Linked DNA regions of Mus musculus: all the other regions are linked to region 2. Evidence: chromatin loops called from intact Hi-C (ENCODE). Cell type or tissue: left cerebral cortex. All regions are shown on one strand. Region 1 has its middle 15 kb from the start of Asah2. Region 2 holds the start of Sgms1 (sphingomyelin synthase 1). Region 3 has its middle 110 kb from the start of A1cf. Region 4 overlaps Sgms1 (sphingomyelin synthase 1). Region 5 has its middle 4.9 kb from the start of Asah2. Region 6 holds the start of Minpp1 (multiple inositol polyphosphate histidine phosphatase 1). Region 7 overlaps Sgms1 (sphingomyelin synthase 1).

Region 1 (4,000 bases), 270 kb after region 2:
TAGCTTTGGCTTCGAATGCTCTATTTCCCTTTTACCTTCAAAGGGTACCTTGCTGATATTGAATCCTAAGTTGCACGGTGTTGATCTTTTATAGCCCGCATTTTGTTTACATGGCTTCTCAAAAGAGGTCTGCTGTCATTCTTGTTTCTCTATAGTTGAGTCTTTCTGCTTGCTTCCTTAAAAATTGTCTTTGCTGTCTGCAGTTTGAATAGGACGTACCTAGGTGATATTTTGAACCTGGAGCTCAGTAAGGTTTTAGAATATTCTCTCTCTCTTTTTTTTTCCTTTTGCATTTCACATAAATATCAAGCTTACTTAGTCTTCAGCAGTGTCTGTCCCATTAATCAGCACATCACAGACACTCTTTGTGTTACAACCCTCATGATTTCCTGTGGCCCTTTCTGCTTATAGGACTCCCCTCTTCCTTGCCTGACTTTGTCCAGTTGTGTCCTCCATAGACTTAAAGTTCTCTAGATATTCCTATGTGTGTTTCTTGAATCTCTTTCTTTAAAAAAAAAATTCTTTTATTTTATGTATATGAATATTTTGCCTGAACAAATGTATGCGTACCACATGAGTGCCTAATGTCCTTAGAGGTGAGCAGAGGGCATCAGATCTCCTGTAACTAGAATTGTGGATGCTTGTCAGCCAACATGTGAGTGCCAGGAACTGCACCCAGGACCTCTGTAAGATCATCAAGTACTCTTAACAATAGAACTGTCTCTCTAGCCCTTGACTCTCAGTCTTAGTCTTGATTTGTATGTTCTGTCTTCAGGGTATTTATGCCTTTTAGCAAACTTTGCAAATGTCTTTGCTGATAGACATATTAGGTTGGGAAATAGGAATTTAGTTTTAATATATTTGTTCATCAGTATTGTAATTAAGACTTGCAACTATAGATGCCAGAGGCCCCGTAGTTTTTTGATATACTACTATTTTGGATGTTGATCTTGACTGAGCTTCCTCATAGTTTCATAATGGGTGTGGGCTGTGTTCCCAAGCTTGAGTTTCACAAGTAAATATTAAGCGTTACTCTACACTTGTCACTCAAGTGTTTTGTCTCCTTAAGTCAGATGGGAAGGTTAGAGGGAACTGGCATAGGATGAAGGGCCCCAAGCGTTTCTTATGTTGACACTGGTTTCTATTCCACCTCCAGCAATTCATCAGGCTTGCTGCAGCTACCTTCCTGAAGGCAGAACTTGGTCATTATTCTAGACACACACATATTATGGTGTGGCAGTTGGACCTGTGATTTCTGTTTTGTGGTGTGTCCAATAAAAGTTGTTCTCTATTTGATCCAACATTTTCTCTCTATAAAGATGGGAATGATGACTCCCACACTTTTACACTGCAGAAAAGAGACACTGGTGATTTCTTTTGTAGACAATAAGTGGTTATCTATAAAGTATTGTTAATGACTGAGCCCACAAACTTGTCTGCTAAACAATAGTTGAAGAACTGCAAGCAACTATCAGAGTCTACTTTGTGTTCCAACTGTCAACTCAGATGTCCAGGAGATCATGAGCAGAAAGTGACACAGGTGTGAAAATTAGACCAGTCATAGTCTAGGACAGCGGTTCGCCGCCTCCTTCCTAGTGCTGTGACCCATTAGTGCAGTTCATTACGTTATGGTGAGGCCACAATCATAAAATTATTTTCATTGTTACTTCATAACTTTGTTTTTTGCTACTGCTTTGAAATATAATGGAAGTATCTGCTATGCAGATGGTTTTAGGCGACCCCTGTGAAAGGGTCGCTCAACCTCCAAATAGGTTGTGACTCAGATTGAGAGCAACTGCTCTAGGACCTTGTAATTGACATTCATTTAGATTATTACCAAGACCCACCCATTCTCTAGGCTTTTTGGCAATCAGTCTCCAGAACCTTTGATGTGCTGGTGCACCTGGTGATGCCCATATGGGACCTAGAATGCAAGCCCAGCTATCTTATTGGGACCTCATGAAACAGAGCTTTTTTTTTTTTTTTTTTTTTTTTTTAGATTTATTTATTATTATATCTAGGTACACTGTAGCTGTCTTCAGCCATACCAGAAGAGGGCGCCAGATCTCATTACGGATGGTTGTGAGCCACCATCTAGTTGCTGGGATTTGAACTCAGGACCTTTGGAAGAGCAGACGATGCTCTTAACCACTAAGCCATCTCTCAGTCCCAGAAACTGAGCTTTTATAAAGCAAAGGACACCATCACTTGAATGAAGAGTCAGCCTACAGAATGGGAAAACGTCACTTATATGTGGCAGAGGATTAATGTCTTGAAAAAAAATCCTCAAGAAAACTAAACATAATAGTTAAAAGAGAGGGCTCAGCAGTTAAGAGCACCGGTTGCCCTTCCAGAGGACCCAGATTCAATTCCCAGCACACGCATGAGAGACACAACTCCTGTCTAGAGTCCGTACTAGAGTCTGTAACTCTAGTCCCAAGGACATCCTGTTTTGGCCTCTGTGGTCACTGCATGTATGCAGGCATATATGAAGGCAAAACACTCAAACGCACAAAGATTATTTAAAATTAAAAAACCCTAAATACCAAGTAACTAAACTATCCAATTAAAAACTGAGGCATGGAACTAAACTGAATTCTCAAATCATACACAACACACACATCTCTCTCTCTCTCTCTCTCTCTCTATATATATATATATATATATATATATGTGTGTGTGTGTGTGTGTGTGTGTGTGTGTGTAATTATCTCTATACCCATAGATTATTGTATTATATATATATAATATATATATATATATATATATATATATATATATATATATATATATATATATATGAGGGGTTTTTTTTTGTAGTATTCAACATCCATAGCCTTCAGGAGAATGCAAATTAAAATTAGCTTGAGATTTCATCGTACCCCAATCAGAACATATGTGATCAAAATAAGTAAATTAATGACAACATGCAGGCATGGATTTGGGGAAGGCGAACACGTATTCACTGCTGGTGGGAATACTAACTGCTGCAGACACTATGGAAATCAGTGTGGAAGTTGCTGTTAAACCTGGAAATACATGTGTGGTCCAGCTAGACCACTCCTGGGCATATACCAAAGGACTCTATATCTTACTGCATAGGCACCTATTCATCCATGATCCTTGCTGCTCTAATTGACAAGAGCCAGGAATGGAAGCATCTTAGATGTCCATCAAAGGATGCATGGACCATAAAAATGTGAGACATATACACACTGGAACTTTATTCAGCTCTAATGAAATCAGGAAAGTTTCAGGGAAATGGATGGAGCTTGAAATAATCTAAGTGTAGTAAACCCAGACCCAGAAAGACACTGCATATTCTCCCTTATGTATGGATTCTAGCTTTGAATTTATACGCTTAATTTGGAGTACCAGGAGGAGCATAGTAAGAGGCCATAGTGATGGATGGTGAGGGATGGGGAATTGAACATAGATGGTTAGAAGGAGGAAAGCAGAATAGCAGAGCAGGAAACATTAGATAATGGAAGGGCAGGGCAGAGTGTGGAAAGAATATCTTGTGTATTGTTTGGATGCATCACCTGTCAATTTAAAACCTATGGCCTATAGGAAAGGGTAGAGTAGAAGGTGGGCCATCCAGGAAGCAGAAAGAATTCTGGGATAGAGCCAGGTACAGGAATGCATCCCCGGAAGATGTAATTAGACAGACACATGGTACTTGAGCGCAGGAGTATTTAATTATGACCTAATAATAGAAAAGCATAGCTCTATGGCCAAGGTATTTATAAATATATTTGAGTCTGAGTCTTATTTCTGGGAGTATGGGGCTGGAAGGAAGAACCAGACATAATTACTACAGTAGAGGAGGGAGTATGGAGAGAGATAAAGCTAAAGACATATAAAAAAGGCATAGGAAAACTCAACACAGAAACTTCTTTAAGTGTGTTTGTGTTGTGTGTGTGTGTGTGTGTGTGTGTGTGTGTGTGTGTAAAAGAATTTAAATAGTTATACTATAACTGGTAACAGTAACCCTACTACT
Region 2 (4,000 bases):
CGGATCCCGGACCCTTCTTCGTCTACGGCCCCGGAGAGCTGAAGATGGCTGCCCCGGAGCTCCGCGGACAGTCACGTGTCTCGCAGGCACGGCCGTTCCCCCCTCCCCGCCCCCAGACCAGACCCTGCAGGGTAGCGCGTCCCGGGCGACCCATGCCACGGTGGTACGAGCGGTCGGCCCAGAAGGCCGGAGCTACTGGAGGCTGCTGTCTCTGCCGCGAGATCACCGTCCTGGTACCGGGTTCCACTGCCCGAGCTGGAGATCTGCCGGCGACCCGCACCCCGTGGGGCCATTGGGCATGCGCAGTGCTCCGGCCCTGGTGCGGCGCTCTCCAGGTTTTCGCCGCAGCTCCGAGAGGCGGCGGGAGGTGGGGCCCGGACGGACTAGGGGGGAGGGCCCGGTTCTTCCCGAGAACTCCTGGGCCTTCACGCTGCCTGGGGCTGCGCGATTTAGGAAGCCTGCAGACCCCTGATTTGGGGGGGGGGGGGGGGGGGAGATGGTGGTTTTAAGGATTAGAGCTTCGGAAAAATGTCCCGAAGAGTTTGAGGTTCATCCATTTTAAATGATCAATCATAAGGGAGTCACAAGTGTCGCAGCTCTTGGGCTTGGTGGGAAAGAAAATGCCAGTGTAGTTCGCCAACAGCTGTCCCCGTAGGTAGTTTCACCAAGGCTGAGTTTGTGTCCCCAACCTTCTAGCCGCCTTTTGCCGCACAACTCTCGGGCTGGCTCCTAATAGGGCTTCTGATCCCGGAGGATGAAACCCACCATCTTTCTCTTCTCGTGGTTGGGGGGTGGTGGGGGCGAAAGGGAACCGCATCTCCAGTTCCCGTTTCTAGAAACAAAAAGGACTCCCCCCCCCCCCCGTCCCCACCCCCAGCACACCCCACGGCCAGCTGTCCTGCGGGACTCAGCTGGGTCCCTGGTCGAGCGTCCGCGGTCCCCGCCCCCTGGCCGCCGGGAACACCCGGAGGAACGGACTGGCGTCGCGCGGGAAGCCGACCCGGCTCCGCCGCGGACTGGGCATGCTCGGCAGCCCGAGGTTCCAAGTCAGAAGCCTTCTCGCCAGCTCGGCGGCGGCCGGAGCAGCGGCGGCGGGCTGCCGGCTGGACGGGAGCAGGGAGAGCCGGTTCGGGCGGGCTGCTCGTCCCGGGAGCCTGGCACGCGGACGGGAGAGCGGGATCGGGTGCAGAGTCCGCACGCCGCCCTGCCCCGGTTTCGTTCCGCGGCGCGGGGCTCGGCGCGTGGAAAGAATTCCGGCGGCTGCCACGACTCGCGTGCAAGTGAGTCGCGGGGCGGGGGTGGAGGGCCGGCCTCCGGGTCGCGAGCGGCTGGATCTGACCCGAGTCTCTCGGGCCAGGCCTGACCTCGGTTGACGGCGGGCGGGCAGCCGGGGCGAGGGGGCGTGAGCGCATACCGCGCGGTGTCGCGCGTACCTGGCGTGCGGTCCCCCGCGGCCGCTCGTGGGGGTGGGCGCGGGGGAGCGCTCTGGCGGCCGCGATCCCGGCTCCGAGGGGGCGGGCCGCCGGCGGGGCTCCCCCGCCAACTTGGGCGGGGAGGAAGGAGGAGGCGTCCGTGGGCACCTTTCCGAGGTGCTGCGTGCGGGCTGGAAGGCTGCCTGGTGTCACATTGAGGCGAGCGGACGGTAGCGGGGCCTGAGAGCCCGGGACTGAGGACCTTTCCAGGTGGAAGCCAGCCAGAGGTCCCGTAGTGCTTAGGGGTGGACCCCCAAAATCACAGCCCCACCCCCACAACCCTGGGCGGCAGAGTGACAGTTGGTACCTCCTGGCCTGATCGCAGCGGGGCCAAGAGTCCGCGGCTTTGGGATTCCCTTCAGCACGGCCCCTCGATGACCCCCAACGGCATAACAGGTGGGACCCCCCTTCCCGGAGGAGCGAGCCCCTTCCTTCCCAGGCGGTGTAACAGCCCCTGGCTCGCGACTATTCTGAGACCCCGCGTGTCCTCACCGCGTGGGGGTGTTAAAGGGTAAGGCCTGCAGGGGCATCTGCGTAGCTCTGGACGCGGTTCGTCCAGAGAATGAGGGGTCTGAGTGATCATAGGCGACTTGTCAAGGGCACATCAGTGGTAGCAGCGCTGCCTCTGCCCGGATTTTAAACCCACACTCCAACTGTCTTCCTTTGGTGGCCCCGGTGTCCTGGTCCATCTAACGGATTCTGGATAATGCTTGATCCTTTTTGACTGCCGGGCTAACAGTCGGGGTGGAGGATGCTATTGACCTGGGGAGCTGAGAGAATCCGGGCAGGTGCTTCTCGGATGTTTCATTTCACCTTCAGACAGGACCGAGTTCAGCGCTACACACATAAAAAAGACAGAAGGCTGGTTTCTGACGGGAAGTTTATTTTCAGTGTTCTGAGGCCTGCCTTCTGTCATCGCTTTCCTGAAATTTACCTTCTTCAGATTGGGGGTGTTTCTAGTTGGCTACCTGGTTATGGAAGTCGTGAATGCCTGTCTTGGTGTGCTGTCTGTCAACTCCTTACGCCTTGCCTTCTGGCACTAGGGGCTGAACATCAGCAGGGGTGGGGGCCAAGGGAGCAGAAAGGAGTGAGATTGATGAGGTCTGATCCTGGTGGAAGTTGCCTTCGATTTGGGAGGCAGTTTGGGTCTGAGGAGGCAGGGGAGAGGATGTCCAGGCGTTTCATTGGTCAGAGTGTTAAGTGTCCAAGGAAAAAGCCAGCTGGGGTTGGGTGCCGATGTGGTCAGTTTTTTTTTTTTTTTTTTTAAGGGAAGCCCAGGGATGTTTGGTGATTCAGCAGGTGGCAGGTTTCCAGCTCTGAAGCCTTGCCTTGGCCAAGCAAGCCAGCAAGCAAGCTGCAGAGCCTGTGCCCGCAGCTGGCGGTACCTAACTTTGGGGAAACCTCCCGGAGTGGCCTTCTTATGTGCACCAAGTCTTCCTTCTTGTTTTGCTTCCTGTTTCCTTCTGGATGCCCTGGTCCTTTGGGTTTCCTTAATGCTCCTTTTAAACTACGGAGCACATTTTAACGTCTGTATCACAGACCTGCTGGGTAGCAGGAGATGGCCGCCACAACCGTTCAAGTCAGGTAATTACTGTACAGAGAACCCCTTTCTGTTTCTGCTTCAGAGACCAAACATTTTTATTGTTAGTAAAATAAATACTTTTCTGCCACTTGTCACTGACATTGAACTACTTCACATACCAGGGAACTTAAAAAAAAAACCTACTAATTCAACATATTAAGTTATTAAAGGCACACATTGTTTAAAACATCTTACTCGGAGAACTCTACTGTCTTGCATGCTTGACCTGTATGTAGCTCAGTAAATGCTTATTCATATTTTAAAAAGTTTTTCATAACAGAAGAGCACTAGAATTACTAGAATTTCTCCTTTTTTTTTATGTCTATCAGTGGGATTCTTTCCTGAACAATTTTAGAATAAAGAATGCACAGCAATGTCTGTGTACGTTGTGTGTGTTGGGCACTGAAAGACCCTGGTGTTTTTTCCTAAGATGCAATTGCCCCTTGTTGACCATAGGTTCAGTTTTATATCAAGAGCTTGATACTTGTTCACATTTTCATTTCCAGCTTGGGGCAGGCACTTCTCTTGAGCTGGAGTCAAGGCGCTCTTTTGGGGCCAAGTCATAAAAACCTAAAGGAGGACTTGATGCTAGTTTTTAACTAAAATGTGCTCCGGACAGATATCCTATGTTCTTTGATAAAACCTCATTCCCTGCAAATCGTTTCAGGAGACCTGTAGGTTCCCGACTTTGCCATCCAGTGATAAACACTGCTGTAGAGAAGGTAAAAGCTGCCCAAGGACTGAGCAAACACGCTGGCCAGTGTTGCTCTTCCGAGACCGAGTACAGATGGCTGTGTCTTTGCGTGTTTCGGATGGTAGCAGTCTTTTTTCAGAACTTTCTTGGTGTATGCATGGGTGTTAAAGATTTTGGCTTGTTGGTTCAAACAAGAATATACATGCAAGGAGGAAAAAGGAAAGAGAATATAAATGTGTATTTGTTGCTTCC
Region 3 (4,000 bases), 410 kb after region 2:
TATTCCTCAGTTGAGAATTCTTTGTTTAGCTCTGTGCCCCATTTTTTAATGGGGTTATTTGATTTTCTGGAGTCCATTTTCTTGAGTTCTTTATATATATTGGATATTAATCCCCTATCTGGTAAAGATCATTTCCCAATCTGTTGGTAGTGGAGCAGGGTGGGGGGAGGGTATAGGGGACTTTTGGGATAGCATTTGAAATGTAAATGAAGAAAATACTTAATAAAAAATTGGAAAAAGAAAAAAAATGAAGAGAATAACAGGAAGGAAACAAAGATTTGGAAAGCAGGCCATAGGGAAACATTCACATTTAGGAAAAAGTGTCCTATGGCTCCAGCTGCATATGTAGCAGAGGATGGCCTTGTTAGGAGAAGGAGAGGCCCTTGGTCCTGTGAAGGCTTGATGCCTCAGTGTAGGGAAATTCCAGGGCAGGGAGGCAGGAGTAGGTGGTAGAACACCTTCATAGAAGCAAGGGGAGGGGGATGGTACAGGGGGGTTCCAGAGGGGAAACTGGGAAAGGAGATAACATTTGATATGTAAATAAATAAAATATCCAATAAAAGAAAAAATATTAAAGAAAAAGAAAATAGCAATTAATATTCATGATAAGAAAAAGAAAAAAGAAAAAGTGTTCTATAGGCTTTTTGTACCTCTTGGCCATCACTTTCTTTAGGTTGAGGAAGTTTTCTTCTATGATTTTGTTGAAGACATTTTCAAGTCCTTTGAGCTGGGAATCTTCGTTCTCCTCTATTCTGATTATTCTTAGATTTGGTCTTTTCATTGTGTCCTGAATTTCCTGGATGCTTTGGGTTAGAAGATTTTTATGTTTTGAATTTTCTTTGACAGTTGTGTCAATATTTTCTAAGGTACCTTCTACACCTGAGATTCTCTCTTCTATCTCTTGTACTCTGTTGGTGATGCTTATATCTGTGATTCCTGACCTCTTTCCTAGGTTTTCCATTTAATGGTTGCCTCCATTTGTGTTTTCTTTATTGTTTCTATTTCTACTTTTGGGTCTTGGACCACTTTTTTCAATTCCTTCACCTGTTTGTGTTTTCCTGTACTTCTTTAAGAGATTAATTTGTTTCCTCTTTAATGGCTTCTATCTGTTTAACTGTATTTCCTGAATTTCTTTCAGTGAGTTATTTATATCCTCCTTAAAGGACTCTATATGTTCATGAGATAAGATTTTAGATCAGCTTTCTGATTTTCACATATGTCAGTGTATCATGAGCTTTGCAGGCTTTCCCTCCCTCTCTTTCTTTCTTTTCCCCTTCCTTCCTTCCTTCCTTCCTTCCTTCCTTCCTTCCTTCCTTCCTTCCTTCCTTCCTTCCTTCCTCTCTCTCTCTCTCTCTCTCTCTCTCTCTCTCTCTCTCTTTCTTTCTTTCTCTCTTTCTCTCTTTCTCTCTTTCTTTCTCTCTCTCTTTTTTGTTCTCTCTGTTTTACTTCCTTCCTTCCTTCCTTTCTTTCTTCCTTCCTTCCTTCCTTCCTCTCTCTCTTTCCTTTCTTTCTTCCTTTATGTATGTATATTGTGTGTCATGTGCATGTAGTGTGTATGCTCATGCATGTGAGTGCATGTTTGTGCACATAGTTCAAAGCTAGAAGTTGACCTCAGGTGTACTTCTTGATTACTCTCCAGTGTTTTTCTTGAGATTAAGGTCTCTGGGTGAACTGGATTGTGCAGATTCTGCTAGCCTCAGTGCCCAGCTTCCCTGGGGAATCCTCCAATGCTGAGATTTCAGGCAGGCTGCCACACACACCTGGCTTTTATATGGATACTGGGAATCCGAAATGTGGTCCTTACGCTGGCATGACAGGCAAACCCTTCATTATGGGAACATCTCAGCTCCTTATCTGTTTATTTATTTAGTCTTTTTTTTCCCCATGTAGGATCTCAGCCTGACCTTCAGCTTGCTATAGAGCCAAGGATGCCCTTGAATCTGTGGCCCTCCTATGAGTAGCACTCATGAGATTACAGATGGGTGCCATGACTGTAGACCTGGTTTAATTATTAGTTGTAGCTTCATTTTAATTAGATTAAGGTTAATTTCATTTCTGTTTGCCAATAAGGCTTTTGTAGTAAATGTTTTTTTTTCTTTCTCTATTACACAAAGCCATAGACACATAGTGCCTGTCTTTTCACTTCAACTATGATTGGCACTAGATTTAGTAGCTGTCAGCCTGATCCATTCCTTTAAAAGACAGTCAGATATTTCTCCAAAACAGGTTTCTTTTGTCTCCTGGGAAAAGCAACATAGCAACCACTGATAGTGGGGTATTCACCAAGAAGACTATTGAAACATGGGTTTAAGTCAACCGAAAGTTTTTATCAGCCAGCCAGTGACTACACTGGGTGTTCATGATCCCAGTGTAGCACCAAGCCTTTCTTAGGGTGAACTTTTAGGCATAATATCCTAGGGAAAAAGATGGCCATCCAGCTATAAGAACCCTACAGAACTCCAAATTAGCAGCACTAGAAAGTAAAAGCCTCACAAACTATTATAATTCAAATACTATAGGTAAAATATTTAGAACACAGAGTAAAGAATGGGTATTAAAAGCAGCAAGAAAGAAAGGTCAAGTCACTTATAAGGATAGGTCCACCTTCTACCATGCCTGGTAGTGAGAGCATCCAGACTGGGGGGCTGTGTATATGGTGGTAGGCTTTCCTCCATCTGAGAGCCTGGGTCAGATCAATCAGTTCTGTTCTATGGGCTTGAGCCAGGGAGTTCTCACACCAGAGAAAGCCATTGTTAATACAGGGAAGCAGAACTGACAAACACACAGAAACACACACACACACACACACACACACACACACACACACAGAGAGAGAGAGAGAGAGAGAGAGAGAGAGAGAGAGAGAATAAAGACAACCAGGGGTGGCCATGTTTATAACCTGAACAGACAGAAGGATCCAGAGACATCTTAGTTCCTGGACACTGGATCAGCAGCCAAGTCTGACCTCTCCTTTATGTCCAAACAGAAGGCATCTTAACCAGACTTACCCTTGGAGGTGACAGACCAGGCAACTTTCTAATTTGTTTCCTTTGGAATGGAGGTGTCATTTCAAAGGTGCCTTTGAAGCATTAGGCAGCAATTGACCCTAGAAGTTCCCTGATCACCATACTCTTCCTTGCTCCAATGGCCTCTGAGAACCCCAATATCTTGAGGTCTAGAGCTTGGGACTTCAATGCGACCCCCAGAATTCTTCTTTTCTCATTTGTGAGTGTTTAAGCACAAAAGCCATGCTCTGCATTGACATACTTCAGTTAACAAAAACAGGCAGAAGCAGCACTGTAGAAGCTACAGAGCAAGGTTAGTACATTTTGAGGCTTTCCCAGAACTATGAACATATATGGATTGTTTTTTGGTTTTAGTTTTGGCATGTGGCACTGTCTATGTGCTGAGTTTTATGGCCTGAATGGTGCTTCCATCATGGAATCAGTTGTGCTAAGGTCTGGGCCTCTGTTCCATTTCGAGATGCCCAGTGCTCCCTATTGCTTCATGGTCTTGTCACTGGAGAGAAATTGGACATGTGCATATTTCACAAGGAAGGAAATAAGAACAGCCTGGTGCTTCAACTGCAGTGAAAATGACAGCGGTTGATTTAATTTCTCTGAATTTTATTTTATTCATTTTATACCGGAAATCATGGTTCCTTAAAACATTAACATTTTTGCTCATTGAGAAAAATTAAAATTTTTATTAACCACGAATTACTGTGCTGGTTAGTTTTTGCCCACTAGACACAAACTAGAGTCCCCTGGGAAGAGGGAGCCTCAGCTGAGGAATTGCCTCCCTTAGCCTGGCCTACAGGCTTGACTGATGATTGATGGAGCAGGGTCACTCTTGGCAGCAGCATCTCTGGGCAGGCAGATGTAAATTCTGTAAGAAAGCAGGTTGAGCAGGCAGAGGAAGGAATCCAGGAAGTAAAGCCTCCTCTCTCTGCTTCCTCCCTCTCCCCACTTCCTGTTCAAGGGTGAGCCAGATTAACCCT
Region 4 (4,000 bases), 180 kb after region 2:
TTAGAAAAGAGCAACAGTTTCGGAAGGCCCACTCTCATTTAGATTTTGTTGTTAGCTTGGTGTCATTTTGAAGAAATCTTGGGACTATGGAATGAATGGCTCTAATGAGTCACAAGGAGATCTGGGAAAACGGCTCAACCTGTAAAGAGCTTGCTGTGTTTGCTGTCTGTCCAGTAGGTCTTGAGTTAAAATCCTAGAACACACCTAAAAAAGGCCAAACGCTAGAGCCTAGGTTGTCATGAGTGCTTAAGTAAGGGCTCTTGGAGGCCAAACCTGATAAACCTGAGTTTGATCCCTAGGAAACCGTATGGTGAAAAAAGAGAACTGACTCCTGTATGTTGTCTCTGACTTCATACATACATGTTGGTACTTCTGCCCCCAAACAAACAAAGGAACAAATGTTCAGGGGAGCTGGGCAAGGTGGTGCACACTTAAATCACAGCCCTGGGGAACTAAAGACACTGGGGAATTCAGGCCAATGAAAGACCTTGTCTCAAAAAGCAGACCAACTCAAAAGGGATGTTCCTGAGAAAGAAACCCAAGATTTCCCTCTGGCCTCCATGCATAAACATACCCATAGCCATGCATGGGCTTGTGTCTATGTACATACCGTACCGTACCATACCGTACCGTACCGTACCGTACCATACCATACCGTACCATACCATACCATAATACCATACCATACCATACCATACCATAATACCATAATACCATACCATACCATACCATACCATACCATACCATACCATACCATACCCACAGAGAGAGAGAGACAGACAGACAGAGACAGAGAGACAGAGAGACAGACAGACAGAGAGACAGAGAGACAGAGGGGAGAGAGAGTGTGTGTTAAACCCAAGAGATATTCTCTAACCCTAAGAAGTAACAATCTGCACCTTGAAAACAAATCTCTTGAGCGGAACCATGCCTTCTCCATGCAAGCCTGATGACCCAGGTCCAATCCTTGGAGCCACATAAAGGTGAGAAGAGAGAACAGACTGCAGTGGGAAGAGAGAACGGACTGCAGGAAGCTAGTCTCTGACCTACACACCTGTGCTCAATCACACACAGTAATAACCAATAAAACACCTTTCTTCCCGTCAGAAACTCCGCCGGTATTAGTGATTAATTTGCATTTAATAGATCAGGACCCAGGGAATTGAGAGTTCTGCAGTCTCCTACAATTTGTCAAATTTCAACTGTTTAAAGTTTCTTTTAAACGTTTTTATTAAAGTATGATGTTTAAGCCACAATATCTAGAATGTTTAATTTATTCATGTTTAAGTGTATTTAATTTTGTCCTAAATAAAATCACTCCTTTAAGATTCTTTTTTTTCCTAGTAGTCCTTTTGTTTTAATTATATAATATCAAGTGCAAGAAACTTAAACTATACGCCTAAGTTTCTCCTGATTTAAGAGGCTCAGAACATACAACACCAACAACTGTTTCAGCTCTAAAAGTCCATGTACTTTTAGTATAAAAAATGTTTAATTAAAAGCCAGTTTATTCACTTAAGATTTCCTTCCTTTTCAGTTCAGGGGGTGGGACCCCTGGTGTATGTATGTTAAGCCAGGATTCCTCACATAGCCACATTTAGCCCTGCCTTCCCCTTAAAAAACAAAACAAAAACTAACCAAACAAAAACCTCTTTAAACATTTGAGTCAGAGTCTTCCTAGATTGCCCAGGCAGGCCTCCTGCTCCTACCTCTGGACTAACTGGGATTACAGGTCTCTGTCACCAAGCTCTGCCCAGTCTATGGCTGTCTACAACTGAGGACTTCCAGATTCAAGACTCAGCTTGTCTGAGTATCTGCTCTGAGGAGCACAGTACCAAGTGCCTTGCATGGAGGGTCACCTATAATCTGGCCACCTCTGTTCCAGGGCTCATTGCAGTTCATTAAGTTGCTGGTCAGCTCTCAAGGCTGCTTTGAAGGAGGTCTCAGAGCGCTTTGCATCCAGTACAGCCTCACCTCGGGAATTTGTACCAGCAGAAACCCACTAATCCTGGCTTCAGGAAAGTTTCTCAAACTTTAGAACTGCTCGAGTTCTTAAAAGCTTAGACTGGGGTGGGGGCTGTGGAAGGCTGCTAAACTCGTCCTAAATCAAGAATGGAAGGTTCCGCCTTAACCAACAGTGAAGGCGCTTATTGGTTAGGCTTGCGCGGGGCCTGACTCACTTCATTAGCTGTAGCAGAGGGCCACGCCCTACATTCCAAAAACCCTGTGCAGCCTGAGGCGCGCGGGCCGTGCTCCTGTAGTCCCTTGAGCTCCGTGTCCTCTGCGTCTGGCTGTGCTTCCCAGAGGCGGCCTGTGGGGACCGCTGGCCACTCCCAACCGCTGGCCAGCTGCACGCAGAGACCCGCGTAAACTTGTCAGGAACTTTCCAGGAGGCTGCCTTTGGGAGGAGAGGTACGTGTGGCTCTTTGTGGGAAGGCAGTTCGTTAAGATTTTCTCCAGGGTGATGCGTTGTAGCAGCGCCAGATGGTGGGACTCCAGGAAAAGTAGGCAAGGAGCAAGCCGTGCTTGGCTTCCACAGAGCGCTCTGTGATCACCAGTGGGATTTCCTCCGCCAAGCGATGTCAAGGGAATGACTCACTAGATGGGCTTCAGTGCTAAACTAGATACTGCCTAGTGGCAATGCGGTTGCTGGGACTGTGTGGTTCTGAATCGGTAGGGCAGGCAAGGCAGGCAAATCAACAAATGCGCCAAATTCGGTGTGATGCTACTAGCCCTGAAGTTCCAAGTGTATAATCTACAACCCGCATACAAGTGGTTTCAGTTTGAGGTTGTCGGACTTCCCTAGAGTTGGTTTTTGAAAGGTGAAACTGTATTTACGGCTTGGGTACTGAGATTTTTAGGAGTACATGCCTTCTCCAAACTCACCTCTCCATAAGGTCTTCCAGCCAAAACATCTCGGAGAAGCTGGTGACTGAGCTCCGTACAGGGTGCCAGGAGGAAGCACGTGCTGCCAGTGTTTTCTAGACAGTGTTTATTCTGCAGGCTGCTGCTTCTCTTAGTGCTACAAGGTGATTGCCCTAGTGAAAATAATCAAGAATGCATGAGGGTTGCTTTTGTCTTTTTTTTTTTTTTTCCTTTCTTTTGCTGTGTGTTATTACTTGAGTTGTCCCCAACAGAAATCTGAGCGGTTTTCATGAATGGGGCAAATTTTCATTCTACTTGTAGCCTCTTTGAGTCACTTTGTGTGTTCCTGGGGATACATCCCAAGGTCTCCACTGTGATGCATCCCGCCAGTTAAGCTAAATCTCAAATTCTTGGTCATGTCGGTTTTAAATTTATGTAAAAACAAAGTTGGTAAGCGTCTTTAAAAACTCTGGGCAGCAAATTTATTTGTATTGTACACATTGATTTTTATTTTATTTCTTGGTGGTGGCTGTTGGATCTAGGGCCTCTCATGGAGCTAGATCTCTCAGCCTCCAGGTTACAAGGAAATTTCTTGCCTTGCCGAGGCTTGGGAAGGTGGTGGGCTGGAAAATATCTTTTGATTTTTTTTTTTAAGGAAATATACAAACCGACAGAGATGCTATCGGAAGTGGAGTTAGTGTGTACCAGATAGGCAGGCACTCGGCATTCTGGTGGCATAGGCAATAACAGGGTCATTTTAAAACTGACCCATGGTTGAGAGTGTGAATTAAGCCAGGGACATTGTAGTGGCTATTCCTGGTTGTCAACTTGACAATATTTGGAATGAACTACAATCCGGAATTGGAAGGCTCACCAGTGACCCTTATCTGGAGGCTTGGAGATCCTTATCTGGATCTTGGTTTGAAGATCTTGAGCCATAGTGGCTATGGATTCCAGAAGATTGAATCTCCGAGTTAAGGAACACACCTTTAATCTGGGCTATGCCTTTCATCTGGGATTAAAGGTGTGGTGGAACACACCTTTAATCTGGGCTACACCTTTTGCTGGAGACAATATAAGGACATTGGAAGAAGGGAGTCTAGCTCTTGCTCTTGCTCCTTCGCCTGCTTGCTGC
Region 5 (4,000 bases), 280 kb after region 2:
TAGGACATGCTCTTAATCAGTGGCTGATAAGGGAAGGCCCAGCCTGTTGCAGGTGAGCTGGCCTGGGTTCCATGCCAAAGCAGGCTGAGCAAGCCAGAAGGTGCAAGCCAGTAAGCAGCACCAAGGCCTCTGCATCAGTTCCTGCCTCCAGGTTTCCACCCAGAATGAGTTCCTGCTGGGGTCCAAAGAACTGGGACAAATAGCTAAGTCTGGTGCCTATTAGCATATCAAAGCCCATGCTGGCCTCCTAACTCTCAGCATCATAAATGCCAGTTATTCTGGCATCTTGGGGTTCTCACCCCATGGGCTACCCTACACTTCCCCAGCTCGCAGGGTTCCCTTTCCTCAGATTCTCCTTCCTCTGCCATCTCCGCCATGGGTTCTCTTGGCTCCCTCTCTCTTTTGTCTTCCTCTCTTGGTCCCCCTCTCCCCACGCCCTCTCATGGTCTGGATCAGTCTCCTGGCCATGTTTGGTCTACTACTTTCTCTCCCTGCTCTGGACTCTTCCTCTGGTGCATATTTGATTGTAGATATGAGGGATTCTTTATGTTGTATTGAAGATATGAGAAAGACTTCACTCTCCCTCTTATCTACAATGAAAATCTTACCCTCACCATCCCTTGAGGGATCATGTCCTATTTGATACATTGTCAGTGGATTGTAATCCAGGGTATGTAAACTGAATAGACCCCTTACTCCCCAAGTTGTTTCTGGTCATGGTGCTTTAGTACAGCAATGATAGCCACATATTTATTTTCCTTCTTTTTTACTGTGGTAGGATTAGGCAAATGCTCTACCACTGAGATATGTATCTACCCCTCCACGACTTTCCCATAATACCATGTATTCAATAAGTATTCTCGACATCTGGTTTATTTTACTCTGCTTATATTTATATATTCATCTATGGTAAGTGTCATACACACACACACACACACACACACACACACACACACACACACAGGACTGTTTGAGTTCGTACTGGTTGGACCAGTACACCGCTATCAACAATCTCCTAGGTCAGTGGTTCTCAACTTGTGGGTTGCAATTCCTTTGAAGGTGTCGCCCGAAATTTTCTCAGGGATGGCCTAGGACAGTTGGAAAGCACAGGTATTTATGTTACCATTCACAGCAGTAGCAAAATTACAGTTACAGTTATGAAGTAGCAGCAAAAATAATTTTATGGGAGAGGGTCACTACAACACGAGGAACTATATGCATTAAGGGGTCACAAATGATTTTTTAGATCTCCAGGGGCTCATTCCATAATTCCCTGTCCTTGAGGAAATATGAAATTATGTATTTTATATAGATTATAACTCATATTTTATAGATTTAACTTATATATAGTTCATATTTTAACATATCTAATTTTCACCTAATGTACATCATTTTCATTTAAAATATATCATTAATATTTATTCAGTGTACATGATTTTTATTCATTGTATATAATGTATGCAGTTATAATGTATATAAATCACATTCAGTGTATATAATTTATATTTACCGTATATAATCTGTATTTATTTTGTATAACTTCTATTCAACGTATAATTTATTTTTAATGTGAATAATTTATATACACACATGCATGTGTGAATATGGATGTAGTAAATATGTATATAGTTACTAAGGACACAAATAAAACATAAACTTTATAGACTAGACATGTTTCAATGTACATAATCCCTGACTTGCTTGTATGATATATGTTAGTTTCCATAATGTAAATTTGAGGCCCTCTCCGTGGAAATCAGGACTCCTTACTGCTTGTCAGTGCCTGAGCTGTGAGCCTGGAGCTGGTGGCCTGCTGCCTCTGGAGGAGGAGGGAGCTGCAGGAAAAGGGAGGGGCGAGAGCGCTCCAGGAGGCCGCTCGCTCGCTCGGGCTGCGGGGTCCTGTGCTCTCTCCTGCGCCACTTCTCTCTCCCGGCTCAATCGCGGAGCCTTTTCTCTCCCCCGTCTCGCCGCTGCCGCCATCTCCACCCCTGCCTGCCCCAGGGGTCTGTGGACGCCCGGGCAGAGAGCAAGCACCGAGCTGGGCCTGCTGGAGACGGGAGACCAGCGGCCCGCCCGCCCGCCCGCTGCGAGCCTCCTGAGCCACTCCGGAACAGCTTACTTTCTGTTTCCATCTCTTTCGGACCGGGTTGGCCTCTCCAAAAGCCACTTCTCCTAACTCTTATCAAGGTTCAAAGGCTAAAGGTATCTACAGGCACTTTACCTGGTCCATGCACATGGTAATAACTTGAAGTCTTTCCCCAACCTTCTTCCAGGTTGCTAACTTTATTGTACCTTCCTCAGGAAACCAAGGACAACCGTTCACTACAAGATCTAAAACAATTATGTGATTGCTGTTGCTCCACTTTAACCAAGCATATGGCATAGCATGTTTACTTCAAGAAGCGTACGGCCGTTTCCATTTCCCACTTTTTCCCCTGGACTTTTACTTTTTACGATCTCCTCAGTTTTTTCCAATTATCTGTATTCTCCCATGTCTGTACCTCGGAGGAAATTCTCAACATACCTTTACCTTTTCGGAGTGCTCCGGATTTCCCCCACTTAATCCCCTATACTCTCAGAGCTGACCTCTGTTTGAGACACCACACTGCACTGGTCCTGACGTTGCAAAGTCCTCTGATGGGGAAGGGGGGAAAGATAGAAAGATAGGAAGAAGAAAGAGACGGGTACGGGAGAACACTGGTAAATACCAGTCAGTAGCAAATGTATTTCTCATAGCCTTTTTATACTACAGGGCCATGGGAGGCAAAGACACAAGATAACAGAAACAATTTTGCTAAAATGTACACAAGACATTTGGTTCCATCTCCAAACCTTTCTGTTCTTCCACCAAGGTCAATAGAATCTTCAGTCCCTAGCCTTGAGCCTGGGTTGTAGGCCCAGAGCTGCCTTGACTCTACCTGGCAGGAGATCTCTCTCTCTCTCTCTCTCTCTCTCTCTCTCTCTCAGGAGTTGCAAATGGGTCTCTGAGGAAATAGCTGTGGGTGTATATATGAAGGCTTTCCCAGAGAAGACCTCTTAGGGCTGACTGTGAGCAGCGCTAGCCCATGACATGGGAACCCTGACACAATGGAAAGTGAGGAAGGTATCTCAATGTCCATATTTCCTTTCTTTTTGCTTCCTGATTGCCCTGGAAGTGAGTAATGCTTCCCTTCCACACTCCCCATGCCATGACATCCTGTATAAAGGCGTAGGGCCAAAGGATCATGGAATGAATATTCTTCTTCTCTGAAGTTCTTTCTGCCAGCTCTTGGATCACAGTTACATTTAAGTGTGTGTGTGTGTACAATTCACTCTTTCTGTTAGGGAGTAGTAACAAATTGAACAAGCATGCCACAGCTCAACTCTTGGTGAGTATTGGTATGAATAAAGCAGCCAAGAATATCCCTGCATAAGCATACAGTGCCCAGGCTGGGATGCATGTGTGTGTGTTTTCCTGTGGATAAATATGGAGGTGTGAATTGATGGGCTGTGGTGGTAGACTTATATTTAATTTTTTTCCTTTTTTATTAGATATTTTCTTTATTTACATTTCAAATGTTATCCCCTTTCCTAGTTTCCCCTCTGAAAATCCCCTATCCTCTCCCCCTCCCCCCACTACCCAACTCCTGCTTCCTGACCCAGGTGTTTCTCTATACTGGGGCATAGAACCTTCACAGGACCAAGGGCCTCTCCTCCCATTGATGACCAACTAGGCCATCCTCTGCTACATAGAAAATATCTAATAAAAAGAGCCATGAGTCCCACCATGTGTTTTCTTTGATTGGTGGTTTAGTCCCAGGGAGCTCTGGGGTTACTGGTTCGTTCATATTGTTGTTCCTCTTATGGGGCTGCAAACCCCTTTAGCTCCTTGGGTCCTTTCTCGAGCTCCTTCATTGGGAACCCTATGCTCCGTCTAACGGATGGCTGTGAGCATCCACTTCTGTATTTGCCAGGCACTGGCAGAGCCTCTTAGAAGATAGCTATATCAGGCTCGTGTCAG
Region 6 (4,000 bases), 99 kb before region 2:
GCAAACACAGAAGTGGATGCTCACAGTCACCTATTGGATGGAACACAGGGCCCCCGATGGAGCAGCTCGAGAAAGTACCCAAGGAGCTGAAGGGGTCTGCAACCCTATAGGTGGAACAACAATATGAACTAACCAGTACCCCCAGAGTTCATGTCTCTAGCTGCATATGTAGCAGAGGATGGCCTAGTTGGCCATCATTGGGAAGAGAGGCCCATTGGTCTTGCAAACTTTATATGCCCCAGTACAGGGGAACACCAGGACAAAGAAGAGGGAGTGAGTGGGTAGGGGAGCAGGGCGGGGGGAGGGTATAAGGGACTTTCCGGATAGTATATGAAATGTAAATGAAGAAAATATCTAATAAAAAATTGGAAAAAAAGAGATTTATTGGTGTTCATTTAGTGTGCAACTAGCATGACTCAGTTCTCCCTTTCACAACATGCACCCAGGGACCCGACACAGGGCGTCAGGCGTGGCTGCAAGCCCCTGAACCTGCTGAGCCATCTCAGCAGCCCTGTTGTGCTACTTTAAATGTTCTAGTTTTGACACTCAAGTTCATTTGAATGGATTTAGGAAGATGTTCACTCAATCTAATGAGAAAAAAAAAGTAGCCATAATTAAAAAGCATACTCAACAAATAAGCATACATACATACATACATCAGCCAGTTGAGTTATTCAAATTAGTAACACAACACACAACCATGTGGAAATCTCTAAGAGGTTTTTAAGTATTAGGGGAGAAATGGGAAACTGAATTTTTCTGTTGTTTGAGTCTTTGTCGGCTAATGTCCTTGCTTCAGTTCTCTGAGGCTCAAACTGATAAGCAGTTGCTAACACTTATCCACTCCTAACCCCCACGCTATTTTCTTCAAGTTATCTTACAGGGAAGCCGTATGCATAGCGTTGAGAGCAAGCTCTATATAAGATTCCCTAGGTCCTTGTCTAACTGTATGAAAATCTGCAAATTATTTGGTACCTTTTGCTTCATTTCTTGTGCGTGAGATTGGCAGGGGACACACTTAGCAACTTCATAAAGCAGTGTTAAGTGCCCAGTGTACAGGATGCTCGGCACACAGAAAGCGTTACCGTTTGCCGCAACAGCTAAAACATTTTCCGAAGGAAAACTCACCACTCTAGAAAAGCCACAAATCTGGATACTGGGCCTGACTAGTTCACCACTATATAAGGGTGATGAAGGGGACACACTCTTGGCTTCTTCACCTGTGAAATGAGGATTCCACTACTTGTGCCCCGAAATCCCGAAGCCGTATAATAATGGAATAAGTAGGTGAGGTAATATACATGTGACTACGGACCACAGCTACAACAAGGGAAACTACAGCAAACACAAGAACGAAACAGGGTACCCTAACCCTAAGTAAGGCTTAAAGAGGCTTTGAGGAGCAGCTTCCTAAAAAATCCTTGTAAATGTCGAAACACAGGAAAAGATGTTGTTAACAACAACAACAACAAAAAAGCCAAAAGTCCTGTGATCCCAGCCCTCAGGAGGCAGAGGCAGGTGGATCTCTGTGAAGCCAGCATAGCCTACAAAGCGAGTCCAGGACAACCAGGGCTGAGAAACCCTGTGTCAAAAAAACAAAACAACAAAACTCCCAATTCTCACAAGCAGTTTGGGAGGAAGAAAGTTCTATATTATTAAGTGCGCCCAGGTGTTAAACTACTTGCCAGGAAGGGAAAAGAAGCTAGGTTGGCACTCGGGGGGATAACGCGATTTGGGAATGTGGAATGTAAAACGAGAAGCGATACTTTCTTTCCCCTCCTTCTAGCTGGGTCTCCAGCGTCCCCTACTGCACTCTTGCGCAGAAAATGCTAGGAATTCACACCTGATGAGTGAATGGACAAGCGTATTACTAAAACAACAGAGACAACCAAGTCCACATCCTGGGTCCCGAGAACGCAAGCGGGAAAGGGAGGTGACAAAAAGGGACACGAGGGGAGGCTGGATGAGGGAGTCCGCAGTCTAGGGAAGGCGGAGCGCGCTGTCACCTGAGACGTCGGGAGGTGGCAGTCCTGGGTGGTAATGCTGCCACAACCCCTGGAGGAAGGCGGCGCTGCTGTCCACACAGCGGTGCTTGGAGCTGGTGATCAGCCGCAGGCGGTCGTAGTTCTCCCGGCTGAAGAGGTCTGGGAAGAGGGCAGCCAGACGCAGGGCCAGCTGTCGCATGTCCTGCCGCCCCTTCTCCACCAGCTGCCCGTCCATCCAGTCACCGTACCACAGCGGCCACTCGGCCAGCGCGGCGGCCACTTGGCTCCCGCCATCCCGGGACTCGCGGGTCTGCAGCAGCCCCTGCAGCTGCTTCAGCTTGCGGATCTGCTTGGTCGTAGGGTAGCGGGTGCCGTGACGGATGAGGGCGACCAGCTGCACCGGGGTGCAGGTCCCCGCCAGCAGCTCCGGGTCCCGCCGCGGCGCCACCGGATCGACCAGCAGCCAGGGGTTGGCATCTTCGTAGCGTGTCTTCGTGCCGAAGTAGGGGCTGAGCACCGAAGCCACCGGGTCGCCGCGCCCCGGGAGAGAGCAGCGCGCGAACGACGAGAGCAGCGCCGCAGCCAGGACCGCGGCGGGCGCTACCGAGGCCGGGAGGTGGCTGCGCGCGCCGCGAAGCATCGTGCCCGGGGGCCCCGCGGAGGGCGGCGCGCCGCTTGCCGACCCCCACTTCCGGATCCGCCGGCGGGGGCGGGAGCAGAGCGCACTTCCGGCCCGGGAACCTCAGAAGGCAAGCGTGGTCTCCGGTGCTGTCACCGAGCGAGTGTGGCCGATCGTCTCGGAGCTTCGGTGTGGACAAGTGGAGAGGCGGAAACCTCCGACGAGCGTGTGACACCGGGCGCAGGTGGAGCCGGCGTCAGTTGACCCGGAGCGTGGGCGACTGTCCGGCAGCTTGGCGCCTCAGGAACCGATTCAAAGATTCCTGAGCTGTTTAGGTTTTTCGGTGTGGTAAAAGAGCACACATGAATCCTTTCCTTTTTCTAGTAGGTAGCCCGGCTTCTACCAAAAGAGAAGCTATAGGAGATGGCTTTTGTCCCTTACGGTGTGTTTTCAACATGTGGCCCCTGAACGATCAGTCTCAAGATCCCTCGAGAAAGAACGTCTGTGGCCTTTGCTTACAAGATACCTCCTGAAGCACACGCCCTCCCCCGACCCTCTTGTTAAGAGTTTGAAAATAAGCAGGACACCTCAGAGCCATGAATTTAGAAAGGGGCTTATTCCTTCAGAAATTTAAGCCCTGGGCTTCAATTTAAGTATGATTTTAATGTAGGCTAGAGCTGACACACCACCTCAAGATTGTAAGCTTGTTTATGCCAAAGGCCATTGAGAGAATAGAAACAGCCGTCCTTATAATTTGAGCACACTGAATCATGGCCTCACAGATGCACTCCATTATTAAATATGACCTCATCACTGTATGGAGGAAACACCCATATTCTCCCATGTAGTTAGATATGCAAATCAGTTGAGATTTTAAAATGTGCATGTGTGAACTAGCATGACTATATGTACAACATTTGTGAGCCCACGAAGGCTAGAATAAAGCGTTGGAGTCCCTAGAACGGGAGTTTCAGGCTGTTGTGAGCTGTCATGTGTACTGTAAACTAAACTGGGGTCTTTTTCAAAACCATTAAGCACTCAGTCACTGAGTCAACCCCAACAGTTGAGTGTCTGTCAGGCCACATAGCTCCGAATCTTGGACTCAAAAATCTTGAATCTAAATACCTTGTTTGTTTGTTTTTTTCCTACCCAAACCTCAGTATGTATGACAATTAAGGAAGATTATTAAATGATAAAATGATCCAAACCCAAGGAGATTTTAACCACATTGGCCACATTGGATCTTTCTCATAAGGACAGTTACCATCTGTACTTAATGGTACAGAAAATTGTACTGTTAAGCACTGACCAAGAAGAAAATGTTATAAAAATCCAGAGTAAATTCCAACTTGAATGCTGAAATTTTAAGGCTCAGGAGTGGGGGAATTCTAACAGA
Region 7 (4,000 bases), 67 kb after region 2:
CCTGGGATTTAATGAAAACCCACACCAAGAGCTTGGAGAATCAAGGTCACTGTGCTAATGTCTGGCAGTGAAGGAGAGAGCAAAAGGGAACGATCTGGAACAATCTAGCTTGGCAATAAGAGATATTCGTTCGCTGCAACTAAGTTAAGGAATTGTGGGAAACGCTTCAGCGTTTTAGAAAGCAAGTTGTGTGTATTAATAGGAAAAGAAATCAATTTATTTCTGAATGTGTGTTGGTCTGCAGGATGTTTTTTCAGAGGCTCTAGCCTCCCTCCCCCACTAAATTGCTGATTTTACTTTGAGGTCAAATTTCCTAAAGTGTTTTAAAAGCTAGCCAGGAAGGCAGGCTTTGGCCTCTAGGGAATGTATATCTTTAGATGGCGACATTTTTCTGTATCTGGGAATCAAATTGGGATTACTGAAGATCTGAATACTTAATTAGCTTTTTAGGATCTTCAGTCACTAACAGAATTAGTGATTTAAATATGAAATTCATTGTTCTTCCACTTGTCAAATGCTTCTCGCATACAGAAGGATAGGCTTGGAGCAGAGGCCATGACTGCATCCTGTGCTCTTCCCGCGCTCACCGGACCCCCTGGAGGACCCGGCAGTGGCATCTTCAAGTTGGATAGTAAGCATCTTGTTTGTGAGCCAGGCTCTGTTGCCTTTCTTTTAAGATCTTGAACCTGGGGAGATGGTGTACCGCATTAGACTCTGAGCTTTAGGAGTAGGTAGACCATGACTCACTCACTGAATTTTAAGTTAGTAACTTGGGTGATTCTCAGCAAATATCTAGAGGCATTGCAATTAAAAACTCAAGAGTTGATGTCTGTGAGGTTCCTGCTGATTTGAGCTCTTTCCTTGCCTTGGAAGCATTGACTTTTGTCCTGTTGCTTCTTATCTGATATATGGAAGGCTGGGGATTCTAGGAAGGAAAGATGTTGGTGGTATGTCCTTTGCGGCTCCATGTTGTAAGATTGTTTTGTTTTTCTATTTAGCTAGAGATATCCAAGACTGTTATCTGCATTAACATTCTGTGCTCTAACTACATTTAGTGAGAAGAAGATGTGAACATACTGACGTGGATGGGTCTCTCGGTCTCTGTCTCTGTGTGTGTGTGTGTGTGTGTGTGTGTGTGTGTGTGCGCAGCTCTTTGGCTTTGCATCTTGCCAGCTACAGGGTGGGTGCCTCCATAGCATTTGGATATGTAACCTATACTTCAATCATAACAATAAAGAGATTCTTAGCAACCATTACCACTAAGGTTTTCATTAGCTTGGGCTTCTTTTTCTGAACTGTGAGTCTATTAGGATTTTGGTGTGTCTCACCATGGTCTCTATAGACCAGAAAAGCCTATTATGTGTATTTGCTGATGCTGGGTTATTTGAATCTCCATCTATTTGTCCCTGGCAAGGGAATGTTATTACTGCTCTGGTTTTTGTTTCTTAAATGTAGCTAGCATCAAGGCTTATTTGTTTTCTTTATCAGAACCTTTAATTGGGTTTATTTCTGCTGGTAGCTGGTATTGGTGCCTAAGGCAATATAGCTGGGGACTAGTGTCTCTCTGTCTGCCTGCCTGCCTGTCTGTCTGTTACTTTTGTAGGCACTCAATTCATACTAGGCAAACACTTGCTCAGTCAGTCATTGAGTTACATCTCCAGCCTTGTGTTGTTGTTAAGTCAGTTTTCCTGTGGAGTACAGGCTTGTGTTAAATTCTTTATTCTCCACCTTCTATCTCTCAAATCCTGGCATTACCAGCAGGAGCTACCACACCCTGCAAAAAGTTCCTCCGGAAGGAATCAAGTCTGATGTCTGTCCAGATGTATGGTCATAAGGTGAGCTGATGTTTGCCCTAAGGTGTGATGCAGTCTACCTTCTGAATCATCAGTGTAAGCTGTGATATCAGATGTGGCAGCAGGTGGCGCTTGGGGGTGGTGACAACTGGTGACTGTTGTTGCAACTGGCCTCACTGTGCGCCTGCTTCACTGAGCTTTAGAGAATGGTTTGCTTTCGCTGCTGTGAGCACAGCTGACAGGTAATAAATACAAGGGCTTCCAGGTGGAGCTTCAGTAGCTCACAGTTAGATGGAATTCAGTGGTGGTTTGCTTTCGTCTGTCCAGATGACCACGAATACAGGAGACCTGCTACAAGAACAGGAAATGTAAGCCTTGTAGTGAGTCCCGTGAAGGTAACACAGCAGCGAGCTCATGCCTTAGACCCATTAACTCTCATCATTGATCCAGACATCAAAAGCAATGATCCAGGGGCATAACGTGGAGCTTCTCCATCTGCCTTTCTCTGTTGAGGTCATTTCAGTGTCCAGCAAGCTAAATATTTGTAGTTTGTGAAACGGAAGATCAAAGAGGCATAGCTTGAGGTGAAAGTAGCTCCAGCTCCCCGAGTAGGAGTGATCATCAAATAATTATTTCCATGTGTTGAATTTTCACTCGTTGGCTACTGATTCATTTCAAATACATGGGAGGAACTCTATCTCCATGTTTAATTAATAGAGCAAGTATGTAAACATCACTAAACTTGGTTCTGTCTTCCAGATAAGATTCCTGAGTCATACAAAGGACAAATAGCTTGACCAAGGCCGTGTGGTTAACCAGTCAATGACTTAAGTCTTGCTGGCTCAGTCCAGTTCCAGGACATTTCGTCATCAGTTAGAATACTCTTTTAAGTGGATTGTGAAACCTCAGCAAGCAAGGTTAATGGGGGCTTTATTGAGGACAAGGGTAATTGGGCTTCATTGAAGAATACTTAATGAGGGCTTCTGTGCGTTCCAGCTGTGTGTGTTTTACTTTCTGTCAAATGCTTCTAGTATGTGGCTAGCACAGCTCGACTGAGTGTGGCCATTGCTGACTTGCAGGCCATTAGATTTTACAAGCTGTGAAACACAAGGGGCCTTGAATAGGAGAAGCTATTCAACATTTGCTCCCGGTGGCAGTTGTTAAAGAGTTGAGTTAGGACTCCAAACACAACATGGAAATCAGTATTGATACCAAGTGTAAGTCATCTGGCTATGTGGAGGCTGCAACAAATTATCATGAACTCAGCAGCTTAAGCATCACGAGTTTGCTTTTTGACAGTTCTGAGGGCCTGAAGTCTATCTAGTACTGGCTTTAATGGTCTGAAGTGAAGGTGTGGGTAGGGCTGCCCCTCCCTCTCTGCAGGGTCTAGGAGAATCTGCTCTTTTCTCTTGCAGCTTGTGGTGGCTCCAGAATTCCTTTTCTTGGGCTGATTTATTTGTCTCTGGGAGATCAGTTGCCTTTCTCCCCAACACCCCTTGTATTTGGTATCAGGCTGGTTCCTACATGTTGAGGACACTTTTGACTGTATATTGGGACAAACCAGGCCTCTCCAATGCAATATCTTTAGCCTAATTGCATTTGTAAAAGCCCCTTTCCCCAACCCCTTGCTGCCCTCCCTTTTTACTTTGTAAAGAAACATGCATAGGTTTTAGGGATTATGATGTAAATTCCATTCAATAGGCCATTGATAGGCCTGGCACATGATGACAGAATTAAGACCTTTCATCTGTCCTGTACAAGTATGCACCTAATTTCAAAAACAATATTGCTAACTGCTTTTACAGTTCAGAGGGTAAAATGTGTAAATATTCCATGGCCAAACAAATCTGAGGACTATTGGGTAGGATGTCTATCTTTGAGGACATTCACAGTGCAGTGAATTCCTGCTATAAAGAAAGTCGCTTAACTTTGTTGAGTCCAAAATTCCTTGGACTTGGATTACAGAGTACTTCTTTTGGAAGGGCATACCTGTTCATAGTTGGTAGAGTGCCTGAGAATGGAAGGAAGCTCTGATCAAATTTTTATTCCCATTAGTATTTCTAAAGCATGAAGTATATGTTAACCAATTATGTGTTGTTTTATGACTTAAAAACCAATGCAAATATGTAGAGTTAAATGACCATCCACCCAACCATCCATCCATCCATCCGTCCATCCATCCTTTAGTTATTAATATAGTCTTACTT

The links. Hi-C counts contacts between places; a loop is a spot of excess contacts. Peaks named below come from ENCODE experiments on the same cell type or tissue, not always from the same donor. Only the 100,000 strongest peaks of a DNase experiment are listed, where the experiment ranks them.
Region 1: it touches region 2 in a loop (2.6-fold over the local background); 11 of 42 quality-filtered maps call a loop at or near these places.
Region 3: a loop joins it to region 2, with 6 times the contacts of the local background. A loop is called at or near these places in 4 of 42 quality-filtered maps.
Region 4: a loop joins it to region 2, with 2.3 times the contacts of the local background. A loop is called at or near these places in 6 of 42 quality-filtered maps.
Region 5: a loop joins it to region 2, with 3 times the contacts of the local background. A loop is called at or near these places in 11 of 42 quality-filtered maps.
Region 6: a loop joins it to region 2, with 4 times the contacts of the local background. A loop is called at or near these places in 6 of 42 quality-filtered maps.
Region 7: it touches region 2 in a loop (2.6-fold over the local background); 13 of 42 quality-filtered maps call a loop at or near these places.

Annotation. Positions count from the first base shown.
Region 1 is chr19:32,115,750-32,119,749 of GRCm38, reverse strand. No RefSeq gene overlaps it. Among named protein-coding and RNA genes, the nearest start is that of Asah2, 15 kb to the right of the region's middle. In left cerebral cortex, a CTCF peak has its summit at 2,055 (motif pointing right); no DNase peak of the experiment used is centred here.
Region 2 is chr19:32,385,500-32,389,499 of GRCm38, reverse strand. It overlaps Sgms1 (sphingomyelin synthase 1), which reads left to right and starts at 988. Exons shown (of 10, transcript NM_144792.5): 1 at 988-1,280. 2700046G09Rik (RIKEN cDNA 2700046G09 gene) reads right to left here and starts at 284. Exons shown (of 2, transcript NR_033198.1): 1 at 124-284. In left cerebral cortex, a CTCF peak has its summit at 1,977; DNase peaks (open chromatin) are centred at 1,719, 1,926, 2,393, 2,768 and 3 more places; H3K4me3 peaks cover 3,292 bases; H3K27ac peaks cover 2,719 bases.
Region 3 is chr19:31,975,988-31,979,987 of GRCm38, reverse strand. No RefSeq gene overlaps it. Among named protein-coding and RNA genes, the nearest start is that of A1cf, 110 kb to the right of the region's middle. In left cerebral cortex, no CTCF peak of the experiment used is centred here; no DNase peak of the experiment used is centred here.
Region 4 is chr19:32,209,240-32,213,239 of GRCm38, reverse strand. The region is part of intron 5 of Sgms1 (sphingomyelin synthase 1); the gene reads left to right. Among named protein-coding and RNA genes, the nearest start is that of Asah2, 110 kb to the right of the region's middle. In left cerebral cortex, CTCF peaks have their summits at 2,312 and 3,057; DNase peaks (open chromatin) are centred at 2,519 and 2,881; H3K4me3 peaks cover 2,008 bases; H3K27ac peaks cover 1,688 bases.
Region 5 is chr19:32,106,060-32,110,059 of GRCm38, reverse strand. No RefSeq gene overlaps it. Among named protein-coding and RNA genes, the nearest start is that of Asah2, 4.9 kb to the right of the region's middle. RefSeq lists an enhancer at 1,742-3,409. In left cerebral cortex, a CTCF peak has its summit at 1,823; a DNase peak (open chromatin) is centred at 1,861; H3K4me3 peaks cover 978 bases; H3K27ac peaks cover 1,268 bases.
Region 6 is chr19:32,484,566-32,488,565 of GRCm38, reverse strand. It overlaps Minpp1 (multiple inositol polyphosphate histidine phosphatase 1), which reads right to left and starts at 2,797. Exons shown (of 5, transcript NM_010799.2): 1 at 2,007-2,797. The coding sequence starts at 2,625. In left cerebral cortex, a CTCF peak has its summit at 2,047; DNase peaks (open chromatin) are centred at 2,026, 2,317 and 2,694; H3K4me3 peaks cover 3,182 bases; H3K27ac peaks cover 1,217 bases.
Region 7 is chr19:32,318,445-32,322,444 of GRCm38, reverse strand. The region is part of intron 2 of Sgms1 (sphingomyelin synthase 1); the gene reads left to right. Among named protein-coding and RNA genes, the nearest start is that of Sgms1, 68 kb to the left of the region's middle. In left cerebral cortex, CTCF peaks have their summits at 433 and 1,931 (motif pointing right); DNase peaks (open chromatin) are centred at 719, 1,929 and 2,845; H3K27ac peaks cover 746 bases.